Linked DNA regions of Mus musculus: region 1 is linked to region 2. A link is a loop called in an ENCODE intact Hi-C map of the cell type or tissue named here. Cell type or tissue: left cerebral cortex. All regions are shown on one strand.

Region 1 (8,000 bases), 1.2 Mb after region 2:
TCCTTCTTCTCCTTCTCCTCCTTCTCCTCCTTCTCCTCCTTCTCCTCCTTCTCCTCCTTCTCCTCCTTCTCCTCCTTCTCCTCCTTCTCCTCCTTCTCCTCCTTCTCCTCCTTCTCCTCCTTCTCCTCCTTCTCCTCCTTCTCCTCCTTCTCCTCCTTCTCCTCCTTCTCCTCCTTCTCCTCCTTCTCCTCCTTCTCCTCCTTCTCCTCCTTCTCCTCCTTCTCCTCCTCCTCCTCCTCCTCCTCCTCCTCCTCCTCCTCCTCCTCCTCCTCCTCCTCCTTCTTCTTCTTCTTCTTCTTCTTCTTCTTCTTTTCTTGTTTTTTTGTTTGTTTGTTTTTTTGTTTTTCGAGACAGGGTGTCTTAGTCAGGGTCTCTATTCCTGCACAAACATCATGACCAAGAAGCAAGCTGGGGAGGAAAGGGTTTATTCGGCTTACACTTCCATGCTGCTGTTCATCACCAAAGGAAGTCAGGACTGGAACCTCAAGCAGGTCAGGAAGCAGGAACTGATGCAGAGGCCATGGAGGGATGTTCCTTACTAGCTTGCCTCCTCTGGCTTGCTCAGCCTGCTCTCTTATAGAATCCAAGACTACCAGCCCAGAGATGGTCCCACCCACAAGGGGCCCTTCCCCCTTGATCACTAATTGAGAAAATGTCTTACAGTTGTATCTCATGGAGGCATTTCCTCAACTGAAGCTCCTTTCTCTGTGGTAACTCCAGCTGTGTCAAGTTGACACAAAACTAGCCAGTACACAGGGTTTTTCTGTGTAACCCTGGCTGTCCTGAAACTCAGTTTGTAGATCAAGCTGGCCTTGAACTCAGAAATCCACCTGCCTCTGCATCCCATGCCGGGCTGATACATCTTCTTAAACTTTTTTGTAGAGCTCTACCAAGACAGTGTTCTCTTAGTTGATCCACCCCGTACTCAGGTCCCGGTTTGGGCGCCGCCTGCGGCCACACTAACTGGGTTCCTGAGTGGGGAAGCCAGAGCTGAATGGAATGAAATGGTGAGGGAAATAATGGAGGCCAAGACATGTTTCTGTTCAAGGCCCCCGAAGTTTACTAAGAGTCTGTGCTTATAAAGGAGGGAGGCTCATCCCTGCCAATCCATCCTTGATGCCTGTTGCCAGCCTGTAGGCAGATCTGAGGGATGCTGTCTCTAATCTGCTGGACTTTGTCTCAAGGGCCTCTCAGCAGGTAGCAGTGTCTTGGAGAAGAACAGCAGCAGGTGACAGAACAATAGAGCCATCTAAGTCGGAAGGCTCCATCCCAGGTGATCTCATTCTCAGAGGCAGCAAGGTCAAAGCCAGCCTACTCAAAGCTGGTGGAGGCTACAATGCTACATTAAGAAAAAATACATTGCCATGCTGTTAGATAAGGCCTGAAACAAATCTTCAATGACAGCCAATTTGTTGCCTTCTGGTTATAGAACTAACAAGCACACTCTGGCGTTACCTTCTGTCTATAGGTTCCACCTTCATGTCATCATAAACCTAAAATATGGTGCCATTCTTCAACAGGAAATCTATAACTACTTGTACAGAAAGGATCTTGGAGAGATTCTTGTCTGGCCTCAAGCAAGCATTCTTAACTCTCATATTCTGTAGATCCTATAACAAAAATTAACTCATTCATTTAGTTTGAGTATAGTAACAGTGACTTAGTAAAAGTTTTATTGCTGGGAAGAAAAACTATTACCACATCAACTCTTATAAAGGAAAACATTTAATTGGGACTACCTTACAATATCAGAGTTGTCATCCATTATCACCATAGTAGCAAACATGATGGCATACAGGCAGACATGGTGCTGGACAAGGAGCTGAGAGTTCTACATCTTGATCTGCAGGCATCAGAAGATTGTGTATCACACTGGGCAAGCTTGAGAATAGAAGACACCAAAGCCAGGTTCCACAGTGATATACTTCCTCCAACAAGGCCATACCTACTCCAACATGGTCACACCTCTTACTAGTGCTATTCTCTGTGGCCAAACAGTCAAACACAGGAGTCTACTGGTGCCATACCTATTCAAACTACCACATTCTACTCCCTGGCTCCTTAGGCTTGTAGCGATACATAATGCAACAATGAATTCAGTCAAACTACAAAACTCACTTTTGTCTATCACAGTCTAGAAGTCCTAAGTTCAGTCTTTTTTTGAGATTCATGAAATGTCTTAACTGTAATACCCTAAAAAAAATAAATTAAAACCAGATCACATACTTACAAAATACAGTTACAGCAGATATATGTTACCATTCCAAATTATAGAGGAGGAAGCACAGTGAGGAAATAGTGGACCAAAGCAAGACCAAAAACAAGGTGGGCAAACTTCAAATTCTACATCTTCATGTCCAAATATTTTTCAGATCTCCAACTCCTCTCAGCTTTGCTGACTGCAAAACTTCTTTCTCTTGAGCTGTTTCTACTCCCTGTTATCAACTTTTCTCAACAGGCATCCCATGCCTCTAATATCTCTGATGTCTTGGGGTCTCCATGTCAATCCAGGCTTCATCTTTACTGATTCGCCTAATACCCATTCTAGGCCTCGATGAAGGGTTACCCTTGTGACACAGCTATCCTTAATGACTTTGCTTAGGCACAGAGGGAGATTCCATAACTCCTTTCTTCTATCCTTGGCTCTAAAACCAGAACAATGTGGCCAAAACTGCCAGGTTTTGCTACTTGCTAGGGCTAGAACATGGCCACCTCTTTGAATTACATCTTCACCAGCTTTCTGTATTCAGTGGTTTTCTTCATTAAACATGGCTGTCCTGGAGCCTGCTCTATAGACCAGGCTGACCTTGAACTCAGAGTCCTGCATGCTAATGAATACTGAGTCCTGGGGTTAAAGGTATGCATCACCACAACTAGTACTAGGCCTTTTAAAATTACTTTTCATAGTTTGAATCTTTCCTGAGTGAGGTCTCAGTCACCCAACACCTCCATTTAAGGGTGCTTTATTGAAGGCCATGTACTGGACTCTGATAACACAAATAACTAAACAGAGATGCATGTTCTTCTGGTGTACACATACAAAGGCAGAGCTTTCCAACTAATGCACAAAGGCTACTTTTTAATTAAATAATAAAACAAAAAAATGCATGCTTTGTTTGATTCATGATATGTTCAGATTTCTTTTTGTTTCTTTCTTTTAAAAAAATTGGTTATCAGAACTTTACAATAAGGATTCAAGCAATCTAACAGGGTTGCCCTATCATGTTCAAATGATCTAACAACCATCAGGAATATATTTTCTTAACTGTCAGCAATCATGTCGTGCTGAGTAGTGGCTCTTACCTTCAGATGGGGCTTGGACTATCAGAGGGCTCCTGTGTCCTTCTAATTTATAACTTCTAAATGAGGAGGACCAAAGAGTTAAACAAATCATTACAAATACTTTTGTAATTGAAATGGCAAACTACACTCTAGTGCAATTAGTTGTTCTTTCCTCTTGCTTCAGAAGATTACTTTGACTTCTTTTGTTAAATAAGGGCTAAGCAATTTTTCAGAGACTTGATATATAGTACATACAATTTGGAAAATATGTAGAGCTGGGAGTTTGTCATATTTTAATACTTGTATGAATGATAGAGTTTTAAACATTATTCCTGTTGTCTAACTATATTCCACTACCTTTACAATCTACATTGCTGCACAAAACCTGATCAAAAAGAGACTGTAGAACAAAAGATTTGAAATGATATGCTAATGCTTCAGAAAATACTGTGGTTTTCTCCACATTATTCATAAAAGAAAGGATGAATCAATGTAGTCCACCTCAAAGGCATAAACTGTTGTTTTTCTGCAAGGTGAGAATCCAGGGCTGAAAGCATAGAAAGGAGCATCATAATCGCTTTTTGAAAATAAAATCCAGCAGTGAACATAAATGTCCTCCTTCATATCTTGTGTAAAAGTATAACTTTTTTAGCATTTCATAGTTGCATATCAAATGTAGGTCAATATTTACAAAAGGCACTAAACACTATTTTTTTTTGTTTTGATAAAGGTAATTCTTATTTGTGACAATGAGAAGCCATCATTGAATTTCACATTCTAAAATGTTATTATTGTTGTCTGTGCATGATGACTCTGTATATTGCAGCATGCGTATAGAGGTCAGAGCACAAACTCATGGACTTGACCCACCATGCAAGTTCTAGCATCAAACTTGTGTCATCAGGCTAGCATGCTTAAGTGTCCTTACCTACTGCGGATTCTACCAGGGCTCTTATATTTCTTTTTAATCGACTTATTTACACTTAGTTCTGGTCAGCCACAATACGAAAAAAGGCAACAGAAGATTTTATACCACTCATATTTTGCTACTCGCATCCCACCCTCCATCCTCTATGAAAGCCTCAGGCTGTATGACCTGGTGCTGTCTCTACAGCACACACACCTAGCATATTCTCTTTTCTGGAAGCATCTCCCCCTTCCTTGCCATATCAGCTTTTTCTTGGACAGTCCCTCCCTCTGGCTTCAGTTTCTCCTTTTCATTTGTTTCTCTTTATGGCTCAGAGGGTCTTGCCTTAGTGGTGAGTCAGCAAATACTTGACTGCATAGCCTCCTCCCCACCATTCCAAAATTCAAAACTGGAATTCAAATATCCAGGGAGGGAAAAGGTAAGGGGAGGAAAAGGTAGTTAGTTACTCTGGATCTCAGAACTTCCTGAGGTCAAGACAAAACATAACGCAAGGCTGACACCTAGTGGCTACCTACTTGCTGCAGGGGTCTGCCCTGCATTAAACTAAGTACAAAATGAGAAACAAAGGATATCTTGAAATCAGTGCTGGCAACATGACTGCTTCTGCCCATCCTTTCATGCTATTTTAAGTTCTAAGGATAATTGAGTCACTTCTATCCCTTATCTGAGGGTTCTGTCTGGCCCTCTCTTGCCTTCTGAGGATGTTTACCTGGGTTGATTTCCTCAGCTCCCTCCTCACTATCCTAGCAACTACTGGATCCTTGCACTTTCTGTTTACTGCCACACTAGTTTGAATGAAGCCTGTAAATCATTCTTAGAAATCTCCTTTCTATATAAGAGAGCAATCATCCTGTAAGTTCTATTACTATTGAAAATTCTAGTACAAAAAAAAAAAAAAAGAAAGAAAGTTAGAGATTCATGTCTGAAGCCCTCAGGCTTGCTCATCCTTTGGTTTTAGCCCTTTAAAACCAAAAGGGCTGTTTCCTTTCAGTCTAGCACACTTCTGGCCCCAGCAATCGAGTCACAGCTTCCAGGCTGGATTTTACTTTGGTATTAGAGCTCTGGCAGTCTTAATAACTAGGCTCAGTCACTTGTCCTCAGTAGGCCAGTCAAGGAGCTGAGAAAGTCAAAGGCAGAGAGAAATTTATTCAATGTGGCTGCACCAGGAAGGGGGTCTGACATAAGGCACAGGTTTAAATGGGGGAATGGAGAGACGGCTCATCAGTCAAGAGCTACTCTTCCAGTAGGCAGGGGATGTTTCCTTGGGCTCCAAGACTCCCTGTTCTCCTGGATTGTCTCTTCCTTCTCCTGCTCCTTTCCCACTGTGCCCAAGCCTTATACACGGGGCTTTGCTCCCAGGCTGCCTTCAGCCCCCCTTCCTTCTCCCTTACCCTTTATGGTCTCACATACTAAGACCCCGGATAGCGCTCCACTTACGTCTCGGTCTTTGCTGTTCTGCTTTCACTGTCATTTCTCTCCAGATGTTTACTAGTTACCAAATTGGTTTCTCAGCTGCATCCTTGTTAGCCTTCTTCCCCAGTGTGGTCAGGGGCATTTTCCCTATGACCTCACTTCTTTAAAGCTTCTTTCCACGGCAAATAAACTTCAGACCCAGCCCTGCCTGCTTGGCTCCTTATCTTGCTTCATCTCTGGGGTTTAGCTGATGAAAAATTAATAGTCTCTCTTTTCTCCTCACTTAACTACTTTGGTCTTCCTTCTTGAGCTTCATGTGGTCTATGAATTGTATCTTGGGTATTCCAAACTTTTGGGCTAATATCCACTTATCAATGAGTGCATACCATGCATGTTCTTTTTTGATTGGGTGACCTCACTCAGGATGATATTTTATAGTTCCATCCATTTGCCTAAGAATTTCATAAAGTCATTGTTTTTAGTAGCTAAGTAGTACTCCATTATGTAAATGTATCACATTTTCTGTATCCATCCCTCTGTTAAGGAACATCTGGGTTATTTCCAGCTTCTAGCTATTGTAAATAAGGCTGCTATGAACATAGTGGAGCATGTGTCCTTCTTATATGTTGGAGCATCTTTTGGGTATATGCCCAGGAGTGATATAGTTGGGTCCTCAGGTAATACTATGTCCAATTTTCTGAGGAACTTCCAGTGTGGTTGTACAAGCTTGCAATCCCACCAGCAATGGAGGAGTGTTCCTCTTTCTCCACATCCTCTCCAGCATCTTCTGTCACCTGAGTTGTTGATCTGACTGGTGTGAGGTGGAATCTCAGGGTTGTGATGATTTGCATTTCCCTGATAACTAAGGACTTTGAATATTTCTTTATGTGCTTCTTGACCATTCAGTATTCTGCAGTTGAGAATTCTTTGGTTAGCTTTGTACCCCACTTTTTAATAGGGTTATTTGATTCTCTGAAGTCTACTTTATTGAGTTCTTTGTATATATTGGATATTGGCCCTCTATCATATGTGGGATTGGTAAAGATCTTTTCCCAATCTGTTGGTTGCTGTTTTGTCCAATTGACAGTGTCATTTGCCTTACAGGAGCTTTGCAATTTTATGAGATTCCATTAGACAAAGAATCCTTGAATCATAATACTCTTCTTTCAAATGTCTTTAATACTGCTAACTGGGTTCAGTAGGTTCCCCTGGAGAAGTTCCAGGTTCTTGTTTCCTGTAGTGGGAAACTGGACAAAGACTGGTGGGTGGAAACAGAAGCAGGAACATGATTAAAACAAGATCCATTTCCAAGGCTAGAAGCATGTTGGAACACGAGAAGGCAAAGCTGTAGGAAGGGTCTTAAGTCCTGAGCTGTTTATGTAGTGCAATCTTCCTTACATGTGTATGTGCAGTATGTGCTGGTTATGTCATTACATCTTACAGCTTCCTCAAGGTACATGTTTTAGTATCAGGAGACATAGGTCCCCTTCTAGCACTACCGTGTCTCTGCTCACTCTGTGAAATCTGCTGGCCTCAGTATTATTCCCTTTCCTTCCTCTGGTTCCTGATGCTACCAGTGAGAAATATGAAAGCAGTTCTTTATATGACCCAGTACAGGGGAACGCCAGGGCCAAAAAGTGGGAGTGGGTGGGTAGGGGGGTGGGGGGAGGGTATGGGGGACTTTTGGGATAGCATTGGAAATGTAAATGAGCTAAATACCTAATAAAAATATTTTAAAAAAAGAAAAGAAAGCAGTTCTGATTCTCTTTCCTTTTCCATTTATTTTTGAATGATTTTTATGTGTTTGTGTGGTGTGTGTGTGTGTGTGTGTGTGTGTGTGTGTGTGTGTGTGTGTGTTTGGTGGGGCAGGGTAAAGTGGGGAGAGGACCTCCATAACTTGATTCTTGTTTCTCTGCTGTGGTTTTAGCAAGATGGGACAATCTCTAGAACTATAGGATTCAGCTGTTATCCAATGACATTGTTAGCCTTTGGATTGGTGAAAGCTAGTTAAATTGCAAAAGTTTTGATCTCTTAGTCAGAGGATGTCAGGTCTAACACAGTTGACAAGGAATGGCTATTTAGGAGGTTGATGCTAGCCTGAATTAAGCTAGAAGTATGCTCTGTACCTGCAGCATCACGACCTTTGCCCATCACTGTCATTCTAATCAGTCAGTCCTTGCAGAGGCAACTCCCTTCCAAAAACTCCCATTTATATCTCTCACTTGACTTGAACTTGCTTTGGCTAGGCTGACTAGACTCCTGATTCCATGTCCCCAGCTCTGAGTAATATGATAATTCCAGTGTGTGCAAGCTGGAGTTAGAAATTTGACCTCATGCTTATGTGGCAAGTTTATTACTGATTGAGCATCACATCAGT
Region 2 (8,000 bases):
CTTGAGCAAAATCCTATGATACCTGGGCAGTCAAGCTGGTAACTAAGATGTGTGCTAAATAGCTATTGGCAGGCAGTGTTTACAGCATGGCTATACTGGATAAAGGATGGTTCATATCCTGGGTGGGATGAAGCAGAACATTGTCGGATTTTATGAGAATAGTAGATGATAAAAATCTCATAGATTGTGTATTTCAGGAATTTCCCATTTACTACTTCCTGTTCTGGCTGACCACGGGCAACTGAAGCTAATGAGTAAATGGGTAAGGAACATTTTACTAGACAGGTGGAATTGGGGGTTAATAGTCCCAGTGTCTTTCCTTGTACATGGGTCCATATGCAGTGCCACTTTGGAATGTGCTCATTGGATGCCAGCCACACACCACCCCTGTCTCCCAAACTGGGAAAACCAGAAATGTATCCAGTGATGATCAATGTTCCTTACAAGGCAAACTGTTTGAGAACGGTGTTGGGAAAGGAGGTCGCCTTTATTATATCTAGAGAATTGTGTATGATAAATGGCAGCTTCCCTGAGTCACCAAATATTTAAAAGGTATAATTTACAGACATGTCTAATTTTCTCATTTAACATTTCATTCTACTTCTGTGTAAAATGGACACTTGTTGACATACTTGAACTCATTGACTACTTTGGATGTATTTAGGTTTTATAGAAGTTAAATATTACCAGGTATCATGAAAAAGCAAAGGCATTTTTAAATATCTTTAAATTTAGAAATGTGCATACTACAATTTTTTTTTAATCTACAAAACAGCTTGCTAAGGGCAGTTGAACTCAACTGTTTGTAGATGTAATGTTAATGTTATCTCAGACACATATTTTACTTAGAGAGACTTTGGCAGGATGCTCTAAAAGTGTTCTGCATGCTGACCCAACCTGGCTTTCTGGAGTAGGATTGCACATAAAATTTTCACACATTGTTCTTCTAGCATCATGGAGCAGGGTCTTTGACCAGGAGGAATGCACTGGCTCTCAGTGGGCCAAAGGACAGGTGGCTGAGGGTTCAAACCGGAACCAGAGTTGCCAGTTTGGTCCACACCTGACTCTTGCACTTGCTAGCTGAGTGACCTGTACTCAAGAACCTTATTTCTGTCCTCCAGTGCCACTGCTTCAGTGCAGACTGCTGTGAAGTGTTTAGAACTGCATTGCTGGATACACGCTTTTAGTAAGTTAATTTTTTAGAATTGTGTTGGTAAATTAATACTTTTAGTAAGTTTAGAATGTAAAAACTCAAACACACTAATTAAATGCTCCTTTTCCATTCAAGTTAGTGGCACAGAAAAGACAAACTATTATTTTTTTAGTGAAAAAGTATTATAATAATCATTATATTATTTATTCAGACGTGAAACCATGCCAGGCCTTTGAGATCTTCCAGACCCTCTTTCTTATAATGATATTCTGGAGTAGAATTCTCCCTCATCAGTTTACAATGGAGCAGGGGAAGTTGCAAGAGACTGCCTATGTTGCTCAGGGCTATACTGAAGCCCTATCGTGGACTCCACTCACACTGAAAGCTTAAATCTAATTTCACAAATGGGGACTTCTCCCGATGATAACAGGGACACTAACAGAGGAGTTAATAACACAGGAAGCCACAGCTAAGCCACATAAGTGAAATTTATCACTCAGCAGCCCTGGGTATGCTATATGTATTCCACACATGAACATGGAGGCTTGAAGACTAGAACAAATCATGCAGGCTTATGTAGAAGGTAAGACCTAGAGACACAGTACAAATCCACAAAACCTGGCTCTCATTCCTTAAGAGGAATGCTGGTAGGTTCACAGGCCAAAAGGGAAGCCAGAGCCAGAGTTTCCATATCAAAGGGACTTGGATCTTTTTCTGGAAGTAATTCTTAGAAAGACACACAGAAAGGCACAGGTAGCAAGAGTCACCCAGACCCTCCGTCTTGTCTGTAAAATGAAGAGATGAATTAGATTGCCTAAAGCTCCTAATTGTCTTAGTTCTAGTCTGTGTTATTCTCTCCTTTGCATCTGTCCCCTGGCTTCCTTGTACACTTAAACAGAAAACCTCTCCTTGGTACAGTGGTCTGTACTGCCCTTCTGGCTGCAAGTCCTGCCTGGCTGATGTCACTGCTTGTCTTCTTTTTCTTCATCCCAGTGATAAAGCTAGAAACTTCTTTGAGCAGGCTTTTATACTGACTTCTTGTATGTGAGCTGTTCTGTTCCTGGTCCTTCCTTACTGGTTCTTTAAGGGCTTCCTTCAGCAGGGCTTCTAGGACTCTCGGTGTGAGAGTGGCCTCTTATCCTGTGCCACTCTGCCTCATCCCTGGCTCTCGAGCTTCACACTCATTGGCACGGCTGGAATTCACCTTGCTTGTGTTTGCTCACTGTTCCCTACAGCCTCCACATCCACTCATCATGGACTCCAAGAAGATCGGCATCAAGTTGACATGGTAGCGGCCCAAAGTAGCACTTGAGATCTTGGGAAGTGAATGGGTTTACCTTATGTAGCCCCCCAACATATGGAAAATATGTAGCACTTAGTAGTAGCTCAATTAATACAATTGTAAAAATGATAACTCATATTTAATAAGCCATAATTGTTGGCATAATGTCAAGCCTTTTTTTACATGTTATGGCACCTAGTTTTCACCATGACCTTATGATATGAATACCATTATTATCTTAGTATTATGGGTGACATGCTGAAACTTAATTCAGAGTCACCTTAGGGTACATGCTGAAAGCATATATATATATATATATACACATATATATATATACATATATATATGTGTGTGTGTGTGTGTGTGTGTGTGTATATATATATATATATATATATATATATATATATATATCCCAGTCAGCTGTCAGCTGGAGGCTTTCTCTTTGGCCAGATGCTTACTTTTGATATAGTTTGCATTGTGTTTTATACAGCTCTGTTTAGGATAAACTTCAAAGCCGTAATTTTCTGATGGCTTCAGGTGGCAGGTGATTAATGTGCACTCACTAACTTAATTCTTACAACAGTCCTAACTGGGTGTAATTATTCTCACTTCCCACATGAGCAAGCAACAGCAAATTAGGATGATGGTTTACAAACTGATGATTAAATAGTTCTATCAGCTTAGAAAACTGCATCATAGACAGTAGGCTAGGGACATGTCTACATACAGGACTCTAGGAGTCCTAAGAAGTGAATGGCTGTTAGTCTCACTAAAAACTTAATACTTTAATGACTATGAAACTATCTACTTATTTCATTAATTATTGAATAAATCATATATTTCTTTGTAAAATATATTAACTAGCTAGATTTAGTGTAAATCAAATGCTTTGTCATTTTGTTTTAAAATTTTGTTCTGATTTATCTCAAAGACTTTTTGTTATCATAATTGGAACATGTCTTAGTAACTTTATATGTTTTTTTTCTGATTATGTTATATATACCCATATATATGAATATATGTGTGTATATGTACATATGAATATGTATATGTACATATGAATATACATACATATATACATAAATTTCCCCCACCTCCTGGGTTAGAAGGAAGTACATTTCTTCCCTCTAAAAACATGAATACATAAGCATTGGTTTTATTTTTACAAGCCCAGTGTTACTATCTGGCAGCCAGTGAATGACTGCCTGGGAGGAATGTCCCCAGTACAGCAGAGCTAGACAGTGACTGATCCACATGATACTATGAAGTCATCTCCATCATGAAGACCTGACAGAAAGAAAATGCCTACAGCCTCTGTAATTTGAAAAGAAAATGAATATGAGATATAATACCTGATGCTCTCTTGACTGTCCAAAGGTGGGCAAGGAGACTCCCTAGCAGGAGCCTGGCTCCCACTAAAACGTACCAGACAGGATGAGGATTCCCGTAGCTGCAACCAGAATTGGTGGGGTCTGAAGCCTTGAGAAGCACTTCATCAAAATCTGTTCTTATTCCACGCACGGTAGTAATGGAACAGGAAATGGGAAACCCCTAGCAAATTGTGCATCTCTAGTGTCACAGATGCAAGGGACTATTTGTGAATTGCACTTTGTAATGGTCCTATAAAACATTCTTCATCAAAAATTTCTTTTGACATCAACCTGAAGAGTCTTGTATAGAGAAGACCATAATTTTCTGAGTCTTAGTATAAGAACAAGGAGATCTACATGTGCATCATCTTTGTGTGGCACTGGGTGAAATAAAGGCACATGATGAGTCTGAGAACACTTAAAATGTAGTCAGATATTTTTCATTATACTTACACATAGATTCTAATATATAGGTAATGTGATGTCTAGGTGCCTCCATAGAAACACAAAAAAACTGTACCCTTCTCAATTTGAATTCTAAATAATATGGCCTCAGGTCCACAATAGATTCAATACAAAAAAATTGTTCTCAAAGTCAAATAAGAAAAAAAGTGTTAGGTGAAGAGAAATGTTTAAATAAAAATACACAAAAAGAACATTGAAAGGTGTGTCCCCGGGACACCCACGGTCCCTGGGAAGCCATACAGCTACCTTTCTTTTCTATTTTTTAAGTTTTGTGTTTTTTGTTTTGTTTTGTTTTGGGGGGGGGGGGTTGGTTTCGGCTTGTCAAATACAAATTCCTTTGCCAGGAAGGGGAAGTTCTCATCTCCTTGGAAGACATTTTTAAAATCCAATTCCAAAAAGCAAAGCGATTTTTGAGAATTGTTGGTTATGTTACATCAACAGTTCGGTGCCTAGGGTTAATTTGTGGAGCAAGCGGGAAGCTGGAGGGCGCCCTGGCGGCAAAGCCGGGTCGTCTTCCCGCAGCCCGGCAGCAGGGGGCCCCCCCGCTTCCCGCTCCCGGCTCCAGGATCCCCGCTCCCGGAGCCTCTAGGACGCTCCCCGCCCAAGGTCAAACTCCGCAGCCGCGTGCGTGCGGGCCGCGGCCGGGTGGCCGGCTGGCCCGCCAGCTCTGGGAAGCGGAGCCCCGCTGTGCGGGCGGGTGACCAGGTCGGTGCTCACAATGGGGCTGGGGAGTAGGGGCGCCGGCCCGCGAGGCTGCGCAGCGCCGGGGCGAGCTGGAGAGCGCGCAGCTGCTGCAGAGCGGGTCGGACGCAGAAGCGGAGAGCAGCCGGAGGGCGCCCCGCCCCAAGCAAGGTGCGGGGGCCCTCGAACACCGAGGCCTCCGCCTGTCACCTCTGCCTGTCACCTCCGTCCGCCACCTCCACGGTCTCCTCCCCTTGCTCAGGTCCACTCGGTCCCTCCCCTGGGCCGCCCAGAGCACCAAGTTGGCGGGAGCCTATAAAAGCCGGACGGTGCGACCCGCGACACACACTGCAGGACCGCTAGACGGACGACAACTTCTGCTCTGCCCCAATCACCGGCGTGACCATGTCCCACCACTGGGGATACAGCAAGCACAACGGTGAGTGGGGAGGCCGCGCGCTCCGGGCCGCGCGCTCCGGGTCTCGGCTCAGGCACCTGCCTCGCTCCGCAGATCCCGGAGCGCAGCTTGGATGCCGGGTCTCCGCTCTGGTACGTCCCTGGCGCCCGACTCAGAGCGCTCTCTAGGATCTGATCTCAAACTTGCTTGGCCGCGCACAGGGGTTGGGAGGGATAACCCAACGCAACACCCGACGACAATACCTATCGGGACCACAGCCGGTCACCCAAGGCTAACCTAGGCAGAATCGAGCAAGGGTTGTAACTAACATTTTACTTGTGTGTAGCAGAAAGGTTAAGGGGAAACACTTGTCCCCTTCACGTCTGTATCTGCTGCACTGTGGCTAAGATTCCCAGCGCACTTTGTTGTGGCATCTTCTGGAGCCCGTTTGGGTCTAATTGCGAGTTTTCCATGCATCTTTCAACTTCTAGTGTTAGAAGGTCAATCGCAGATACCTAGACGTCTTCCAGATCAAAGGCCTTGGTATATGACGCCATCTGAGGGGAAAAGAAGGTGCACTGGCTTGTGGTTGTGTGAACTTCCCAGCAAAGATAGTTCTAAAGGAGGGGCCTGAGCCTGAGTTTTGGTCTATACGGTCTTTACTGTCACCTAGTGTGGCAGCACGAGGTTCTCAGACCTGTTATAATGCCTTAGAATCTATGTTCCAAACTCAGTCACAAGAGGGCTTATATCCCCAGTCAGACCACTCTGTTTTCAGTAGTTCTGTCTAGTATTAGTCACCGAATTTGAGTGAAAAGATCTCAAAATTGCTAACGCTTGTCTGACAATGTTAAGAAATAGATGTATATTGACTCTAATTTTCGTGTTGGCCTTATGAGGTAGACTTGGAATATTATTACCCCATGTTACAAATAAAAGGACTGAGGCACATTTTGTTTTCCTAAATGTTAAGTTAGTATCACCTCCGAATGTTGAACTGAGCAGACTGTCTAGAAACACCAGTGGCTTCCGGTGGCTGGTGTCTCCCTTCCCACAGCAATGACCTAACAGCTCTCTTCTCATCTCTAGGACCAGAGAACTGGCACAAGGACTTCCCCATTGCCAATGGAGACCGGCAGTCCCCTGTGGACATTGACACAGCAACTGCCCAGCATGACCCTGCCCTACAGCCTCTGCTCATATCTTATGATAAAGCTGCGTCCAAGAGCATTGTCAACAACGGCCACTCCTTTAACGTTGAGTTTGATGACTCTCAGGACAATGCAGGTCAGTGTTTAGGAAAACATCCATCGGGCTTTTTAGCCAATAGTTATTTTCGGTCTTAATGGAAAATACAGGGACACCGGCAGGAGGTCCCTGCCACCACAATTTGTGTCCGAAAGCTGAGATGTCACTCTGATTTCTTTCATAGGTCCTAGAAGTAGGCTAATTACTGTGAAGTGTCCTCAGGGACTGTCAGATATGTAGGGCATCAGGCAAGGTGCCTGTGGGATGTCACAGAAAGCAAGTCAGGTCTTTAGCAATACAGAAACCAGGGAATTCACGAAATTTTAAACTTTTAAGATTCCCTTTAACACATTTGTCCTCCTAGATGAGAGCTATCCTCAGTAGGTATGACCTAATGTGTACTGCCTTCAAGTCAGTAGCGCAGAAAGTGATCATAATCTGAATATTTAAAAGGTTGAAGCTCTTGGTAAATATTGTTTGTATTTGTCAGTGTTGACATAGGGTGAGTATATAAAGATATAAGTATCTCGTTCAAAAATTTATTCCACAGTGAAGATTTTTCAGAGTTGTTTGGATATGCTTAGGCAGTTACTGAAAAAAAAAAAATCCAATTACCATAATTTATTTGTAATAGGGCCTGCTGACAGGATGCTGGTGAATGCTTTCTTCTTTATTTAGAAAATGGAGACCCAGTCCCATTTAGACACAGTGGCTGCCTTTACGGCCTGCTGGTTGACTTAATTGCCAGTGTCCTATTTTCCTGAATATTTTCCTTTGAAGGTCGCTGAATGAAATGGGCCTGTAAACACATTGTTTGCTAGTGGATTGGAGGAAGGGGTATTTTAGAGGGAAAGGACAAAGACAGAGGAAACAGCTACTATTGCTGTCAGAGTTGGAGCTAATGACCATGCTGAATAATAGCATGCTATATAATGTATAATTAAAGTATTACAATCAGGCGGGCCATTATGTTTCAAAAGCAGCAGAGAAATCTCAAATACCTCAGTCAGAATTAACAGCTGAAGAAAGGTGGGTTTTTAGTAATCCCAGCACTAGGGTGGCAGAGGCAGGCAGATTTCTGAGTTCAAGGCCAGCCTGGTCTACAGAATGAGTTCCAGGACAGCCAGGGCTACACAGAGAAACCCTGTCTCGAAAAAGAAAAAAAAAAAATCTCTTCTCCAGTGCAGGGGTTTTCGAACCTGACAAGTCATTCAGGGTTGGTCAGTTTGGAGGAAGCTAGGATGGTTGATTGGTCCAGAACTGTGTGTGGCCAGAGTAGGCTTCAGAACTTGTTGAGCCTGTCTATCAGCAGGGGCCTGCTAGTGGGAGGCTGAAATCTTACAGATCCTTTGTTTTAAGCTGCCAGGTTTTTGTCTCAAGTGATGAGGGTGCCAAAGAAGTGGG

Evidence for each region. Peaks named below come from ENCODE experiments on the same cell type or tissue, not always from the same donor. Only the 100,000 strongest peaks of a DNase experiment are listed, where the experiment ranks them.
Region 1: it touches region 2 in a loop (4-fold over the local background); 2 of 42 quality-filtered maps call a loop at or near these places.

The regions. Positions count from the first base shown.
Region 1 is chr3:16,038,832-16,046,831 of GRCm38, forward strand. No RefSeq gene overlaps it. Among named protein-coding and RNA genes, the nearest start is that of Gm5150, 36 kb to the left of the region's middle. In left cerebral cortex, a CTCF peak has its summit at 4,729 (motif pointing left); a DNase peak (open chromatin) is centred at 4,710.
Region 2 is chr3:14,881,397-14,889,396 of GRCm38, forward strand. It overlaps Car2 (carbonic anhydrase 2), which reads left to right and starts at 4,892. Exons shown (of 7, transcript NM_009801.5): 1 at 4,892-5,390; 2 at 6,438-6,635. The coding sequence starts at 5,357. In left cerebral cortex, CTCF peaks have their summits at 4,777 (motif pointing right) and 5,394; DNase peaks (open chromatin) are centred at 4,832, 5,296, 6,452 and 7,380; H3K4me3 peaks cover 3,578 bases; H3K27ac peaks cover 3,721 bases.